Regions from separate parts of the Homo sapiens genome. Here region 1 is linked to region 2. The links are chromatin loops, found by intact Hi-C in ENCODE. Cell type or tissue: psoas muscle. All regions are shown on one strand. Links, peaks and the distances in the headings refer to the core of each region. The heading gives the core; the rest is flanking DNA.

The links. A loop is a pair of places that touch in the nucleus more often than their neighbours do. Peaks named below come from ENCODE experiments on the same cell type or tissue, not always from the same donor. Only the 100,000 strongest peaks of a DNase experiment are listed, where the experiment ranks them.
Region 1: a loop joins it to region 2, with 4 times the contacts of the local background. A loop is called at or near these places in 42 of 110 quality-filtered maps.

What each region holds. Positions count from the first base shown.
Region 1 is chr14:55,711,484-55,714,398 of GRCh38, forward strand. No RefSeq gene overlaps it. Among named protein-coding and RNA genes, the nearest start is that of LINC00520, 84 kb to the right of the region's middle. In psoas muscle, for the core only: no CTCF peak of the experiment used is centred there; a DNase peak (open chromatin) is centred at 1,208.
Region 2 is chr14:56,421,375-56,424,289 of GRCh38, forward strand. All of the region lies in intron 6 of LINC02284 (long intergenic non-protein coding RNA 2284), which reads left to right. Among named protein-coding and RNA genes, the nearest start is that of LINC02284, 110 kb to the left of the region's middle. In psoas muscle, for the core only: a CTCF peak has its summit at 1,414 (motif pointing left); a DNase peak (open chromatin) is centred at 1,507.

The DNA of each region.
Region 1 (2,915 bases), core at 232-2,731, 710 kb before region 2:
GGGCAGGGTGGAGCTGAGAGAGGACTACAGTGGTAATGGGGAAGACACAGTGTGCTTGGACGTTTATTTAAACTTGGCAAGATGAAATTCACTACCATCAGCAAAATGGGGGCTCACATTCAGAAATTAAAATTAATTTCTGATTTATATAAAGCTAAATACTTTTATTTAAATATTTTTATGTAACTAAATTTGCTATTATTTAAAATTAAATAATAACAATAAAATTTCTGATTTATATAAAATTAATATTCTACTTTGACAGTTGGAGGTTGTGAAATTTGAATGGCTGTGCTTATTTTGTTGGGTTTAGCTGGAGCCTAAATGAATGAGAAGGCACTATTCTGGTGTTACCCATAGCAGACAGTATCTGAGTTTTCTTGGCTTGTTTTGGTTTGGATTACATGATTTCTCAGGACTATAAGACTGGCTATTTCAGCCCATTTCTCCTGGTTCACCTGGGATTCCTGAGACATAAAGAGGGCTACTGGTGGCTTGTGATGGGTCCTCCCCCTTTTCAGGCCTCATTACTCATCCTCAGTCTGCACCCAGTGGCCTGAGCTGTGAGAAGATGGGTGCTATGGTTTGAATGTGTCCCCCGAAGTTCATGTGTTGGAAACTTAATCCCCAACACAACAGTGTTGACAGGTGGGACCTTTAATGGATGAATGTTGTTATTGTGGGAGTAGGTTTGCTATAAAAGCAGGTTTGGCCCTCTCTTTTGTCTCTCTTGCCGTATGATATCTTCCACCATGTTATGACCCAGCAAGAAGGCCTCACTAGATGCCATCCCCTCGATCTTGGACTTTCCAGCCCCTAGAACCATGAGCCAAATAAATTTCTGTTCATTATAATTTGCCCAGTTGGTAGCATTCTGTTATAGTAGCAGAAGATGAACCAAGACAATGGGGATGGCCGTAAAGGCCCTGGGGGCAAAGGAACATGAGGGTGCCCACAGGAGAAGCTTATCCTCAGCACCTAAGAAGTAGGAGGCTCTCTTCTACCCTAGATGGCAGGGGTACCTGCTGCACATTTTCTTTCAGCCAGGCAAAGCCTACCTTACTTTCCTGGCAGGCAAGGATGCAGAGCTGCGGTGAGTATGGAGCATGGTAAGAGGCATCATCCACAGATGCGAGCTCCCCTCCTCTTCCCTATCCCCTGTCACTGGCAGTTACATAATCTCTCTTTACAGTGTGCCAGGCCGCACTGGGAGGCTGCCAGCTGTGGGTGCCCTTTGGTAGTTGTAAGGGAATCACACAGGCGAGTATGACCTTTGGAAATACAAGGAGGTTACTCGGGAGTCTGTAGCTTTAGGATCCTTGGGGAGACTGCAATTCAATCTGTATCCTGTGGCTTTGAGTTTTAAATCTCAACTAATAAACTCTCCATTACATGAAAGACTCACTGCTGCAGGAAACAGAATGCACCGTTTTGGGGAGGAGAGCGTAGGGCAGGGTGCCTCCTTCATCTCCAGAACAGTGTTGTCTGTTACTAAATGGCTTAGGACAGCAATGAGGTGAGGAGCTGGCCTTTGGCAGTTTTGGTGGTCTGATGAGTGGTTTATCTATTGTCAAAGACTCTTATTCCCTCTCCTCCTCAGTCCTCCGCTGCTCTCAGTGCTCCAGGCAGTGACAGCTGGATTCTGCCTGGCTGTGCTTGCCTTTTAATGGAGGTGTAGCCCTCTTTAGACACACACAAAGCAAGGGTCAGCTCCCAGCCCTCCAGGAATCTGGCTCTGTGGTGAGGGGCCTGCTCACCAGGCACCTACCCTACAAGGAGTGTTGGGTTCAGGGCACAGATTAGCAGCCAGTTCCTTTATCCAGAAAAATGGGAATGACATGGGGCTGGAGGAAAGCATGAAGGGAAACAAGATAAAAGGACACACACACGATAATGAGAATAAAACGGTACAGGAAATCAGGAGAATAAATGAATTTGTGAATGATGAGGGCTAATGCAATTGCACTTTACCTCCCAACTTTTTGGCAGCTACGACAAAAAATGAAGTATAATAATGGGAAAGAGAATTTCTATTAGTAATGATAGCTAAGATTTTCTGCCTTCTAGGTACCAGGCACTGTTTCGGCACTTTACTGGGATTGTCTCATTTTATTCTCACAAGAGCTCTGTGAGGAGGTACTAGTTTAATGCCTATTTTACATATGAAGAAACAGAGAGGAAGGTTACGTAACTGGTAAGTGGTGGACCGAGTTACGACATTACTCTGTCTGACTCCAAAGCCCAACCTCAAACTCTCAACCTATGCTATATATACTGCCTCAGCATATGGAAAAGGGGATGCATAGCTCTTTCTGTCTTCATCATCAAACCAAAATCTAGATTGGGGTCCCCCACTGGCCCAATGGGCCAACCTGATTTTACCCAGTCACTACTGTGTCTGTAGACAGAGAACAGAAAGCTTGTCTCAGGGAGCAGGTGCAACGAGGCAATGGGAGTCGTTGCCATTCCAGAAGGTCACTTAGAGGCAGAGGGGCAGGGAGACCTTGCTTCATTTCAGGCTTCCTGAACTTTAGATTTTTGCCTATTCCAGTGATGAATTCAGAAGTGAGGACAGCTATGTTGAAAACTAGGCATGAGGAGAAACAATTTTTTTTTTTTGAGACAGAGTCTCACTTTGTCACCCAGACTAGAGTGCAGTGGCACGATCTTGGCTCACTGCAACCTCCGCCTCCCAGGTTCAAGTGATTCTCCTGCCTCAACCTCCCGAGTAGCTGGGATTACAAGCATGCACCACCACACCCAGGTAATTTTTGTATTTTTAGTAGAGATGGGGTTTCTCCATGTTGGCCAGGCTGGTCTCAAACTCCTGGCCTCAAGTGATCGGCCCACCTCAGCCTCCCAAAGTGCTGGGATTACAGGCATCAGCCACTGTGCCTGGCCAAAACAATTTCCTT
Region 2 (2,915 bases), core at 253-2,752:
TTTCAGCTACAAATCTGACATGATGTGATTGTGATTGGATTAGTTTCCTATTGCTGCTGTAACATTACCACCAGTTTCATGGCCTAAGACCACACACATGTATTATCTTACAGTTCCAGTGGTCAAAAGCCCAAAATGGGTCTCACTGGGCTGTTGTCAAGGCATCAATAGGGCTGTGTTCCTTCTGGAGGCTCTAGGAGATAACCTGTTTTCTTGCCTTTTACATCTTCTAGAAGCTTTCTGCATTCCTTGGCTTGTGGCGCCTTCCTCTGTCTTCCCAGCCAGCAATGGCCAGTCGAGTCTCTCTCATATCATATCACTGACAATGATTGACCTGTCATCCTCTTTCACTTATAAACACCATTGTGATTACATCGTGCCCACCCCCAGACAATCCAGGATAATCTCCCCATGTCAAGATCACAGCCGAGCATGGTGGCTCACACCTATAATCCCAGCACTTTGGGAGACCGAGGCGGGTGGATCACCTGAGGTCAGGAGTTAGAGACTAGCCTGGAGCCTGGCCAACATGGTGAAACCCCGTCTCTACTAAAAATACAAAAAGTTAGCCAGGTGTGGTGGCAGGCACCTGTAATCCCAGCTACTCAGGAGGCTGAGGCAGGAGAATCGCTTGAACCCGGGAGGCAGTGGTTACCGTGAGCTGAGATCACGCCATTGCACTGCAGCCTGGGTGACAAGAGTGAGACTCCGTCTCAAAAAAAAAAAAAAAAATCACATCTGCAAAGTCTTTTGCCATGTGCAGTAACCTGTGCACAAGTGCCAGGGAGCAGGACATAGACGTTTTGGGGAGGAGGGCACTATTCTGCCTACTGCAATGGTACTGAAGCAAAAGCAATTTTAAAGATTCTTAATATTTTCATCAGTTCGATAAATCAGAAGTGAACTCTTGAGGAGTCTTAAACATTTGGAGGAGGCTCTGTTGGAGAGCTGGCCCTTGCATGCCTCCACCACTATGTTGCTTAGCCATGACTTATCCCATTTCTTGAGGAAAGAGTAATGTGTTTTGGATCTGAGACACAGATGACTACATTCCCCTTGTCACCTTCACTTTGCCAATTCTCCATTTATTTCATTCTATAGAGACCTGACATATTGCCCTTAGAAACTGGCTACTCCCTAGAATACTGCCAATTTGGGGTTAGATGAGAACGATTATAAGATGGCTACTCAAAATAGTGCAGCTTGATTGAAGGTGTATTACAACATCCTCAGCAAATAATAAAAAATAGTGGATTAAAAAAAAAATTGCATTGGGGTTTTGTTTAAAAGGAGGTTACCCCTCCCTACATTGCTGTAGCATGGTGATTCTCTTTATTTTGGTCACTGTTATATTTCGTTCTGTTTGCAACACTATACTTCTATCAGCTGATGTGATGCAGCCAGCAGCTGCCCCCTTGTGTTAGAAATGTCCTATAGCTTAACCATGGAGAATCAGGACTTAATTCATTTACCCTGGCTCCTCCATTTCTTTCCCTGCCAACACAGCTGCAGCATAGCTCCTCCATCTAGAAACCTGGCAGCTATCCCAGCTGGAAGCTACCTGCCAACACTTTTCTGAAGACCAGCCAGAGGAGGAAGAACAGGAGGGCAGAGGGCTGAGGAGGGAGGCAAGAGAAGATGCAAATCTAATTGCACTGGCCTCCAGCCCTCTTCAGATCTCTGTGCTTCCAGAGGGGGTGACATACCATCAGCCATGACTGATCTTGCTTGTAAAAGTCCTATTTAGATGTAAGCACACTTCCCTGAGGTTTCAGATTCCAGAATTACCCTAATATTCCTCTTTACTTTGCAGTTATGCAGAACCAGGAACACCCCACTGACTGGAATAATGACCTCCCAGGCAGAAGAGTGGTGGATTGATGTTCTGATGTCTCTTTACCCTTATACTAGTCATTAAATTATGTACCTTCTTCTCACCTCCATAATGAGCCACAACGCTGTCCAACTTTTCTAGGAGAGGACCTCTTGTTAATGTCAAATTTTATACCATTCCCACATGATAGTAGTTGTACTTTTAGTATCTGTTGATTTTTAAAATATGTGATAAAAAGCACCTGAGTTCAATAAGATTTGGATTAAGTTTTATTTTAATCACACGGTATTGAATTACATTTGAAAATCAGCAAGGACGGGGACGCTGCAGTACCCTGTAAATACCAGTGAGATGAATAAAGAAAGTGCTTGGGGTGCATATGGATTCATGGACCTTTTTACAATAACTCAACACCCTAGAGAAGGAGTGGTTCACAGGCTGGGGCACCACTGGAGAGAAACAGGGGCCAAACTTGCTCAGTTTTGTGTGTGCATGGGCCGGGTCCAGGAGCAGCTCTGTGAGCTCCTTCCAAGTCTGTGCCCTTGGGAAAAGATCAGTGTTTAGATCAGGCCCACCCACAGGAAACCACACTGTTAAAATCCCTTCTTTCGTGGTTCTGAAATCTTCAAAATAAACAAAGCTACCCTGTAGGCTGGGACTTCAGTTGTATCCTTTTGGTTCATGTTACAAACTTTACAAGGAAAAGTGGCCTCATGGCAGCTGGAGCAAAGGAGGGAAATTAAGTAGACAAGACACTTCCTAGGACAGGCGGCTCTAGTCCAGGGGCCTCCCAAGGGGAGCGTGATTTCAAGTTTGCTGCTCTCCCACAAACGAGATGGTAGCTAAAGAAAAGGTAAATGAAGAGAGCTGGCTAGAAACAGAGGTGATAATTCAAGTACTTAGAAACCAGTAGGGCCTGGGTGTCAGTGCATTGGAATGATCCATGAGCCAGAGCTCCTAAAAAGGCCCTGAAGCACAGTCTTCTCCCCACTACCCTAAGGAGCAGGTATTAACCCTTTGGTTGCTGGATCAAGGGAAGGTGAGGGGTTCCAAGGTGGCTGGGGTGGTTGTACAGGGAGTG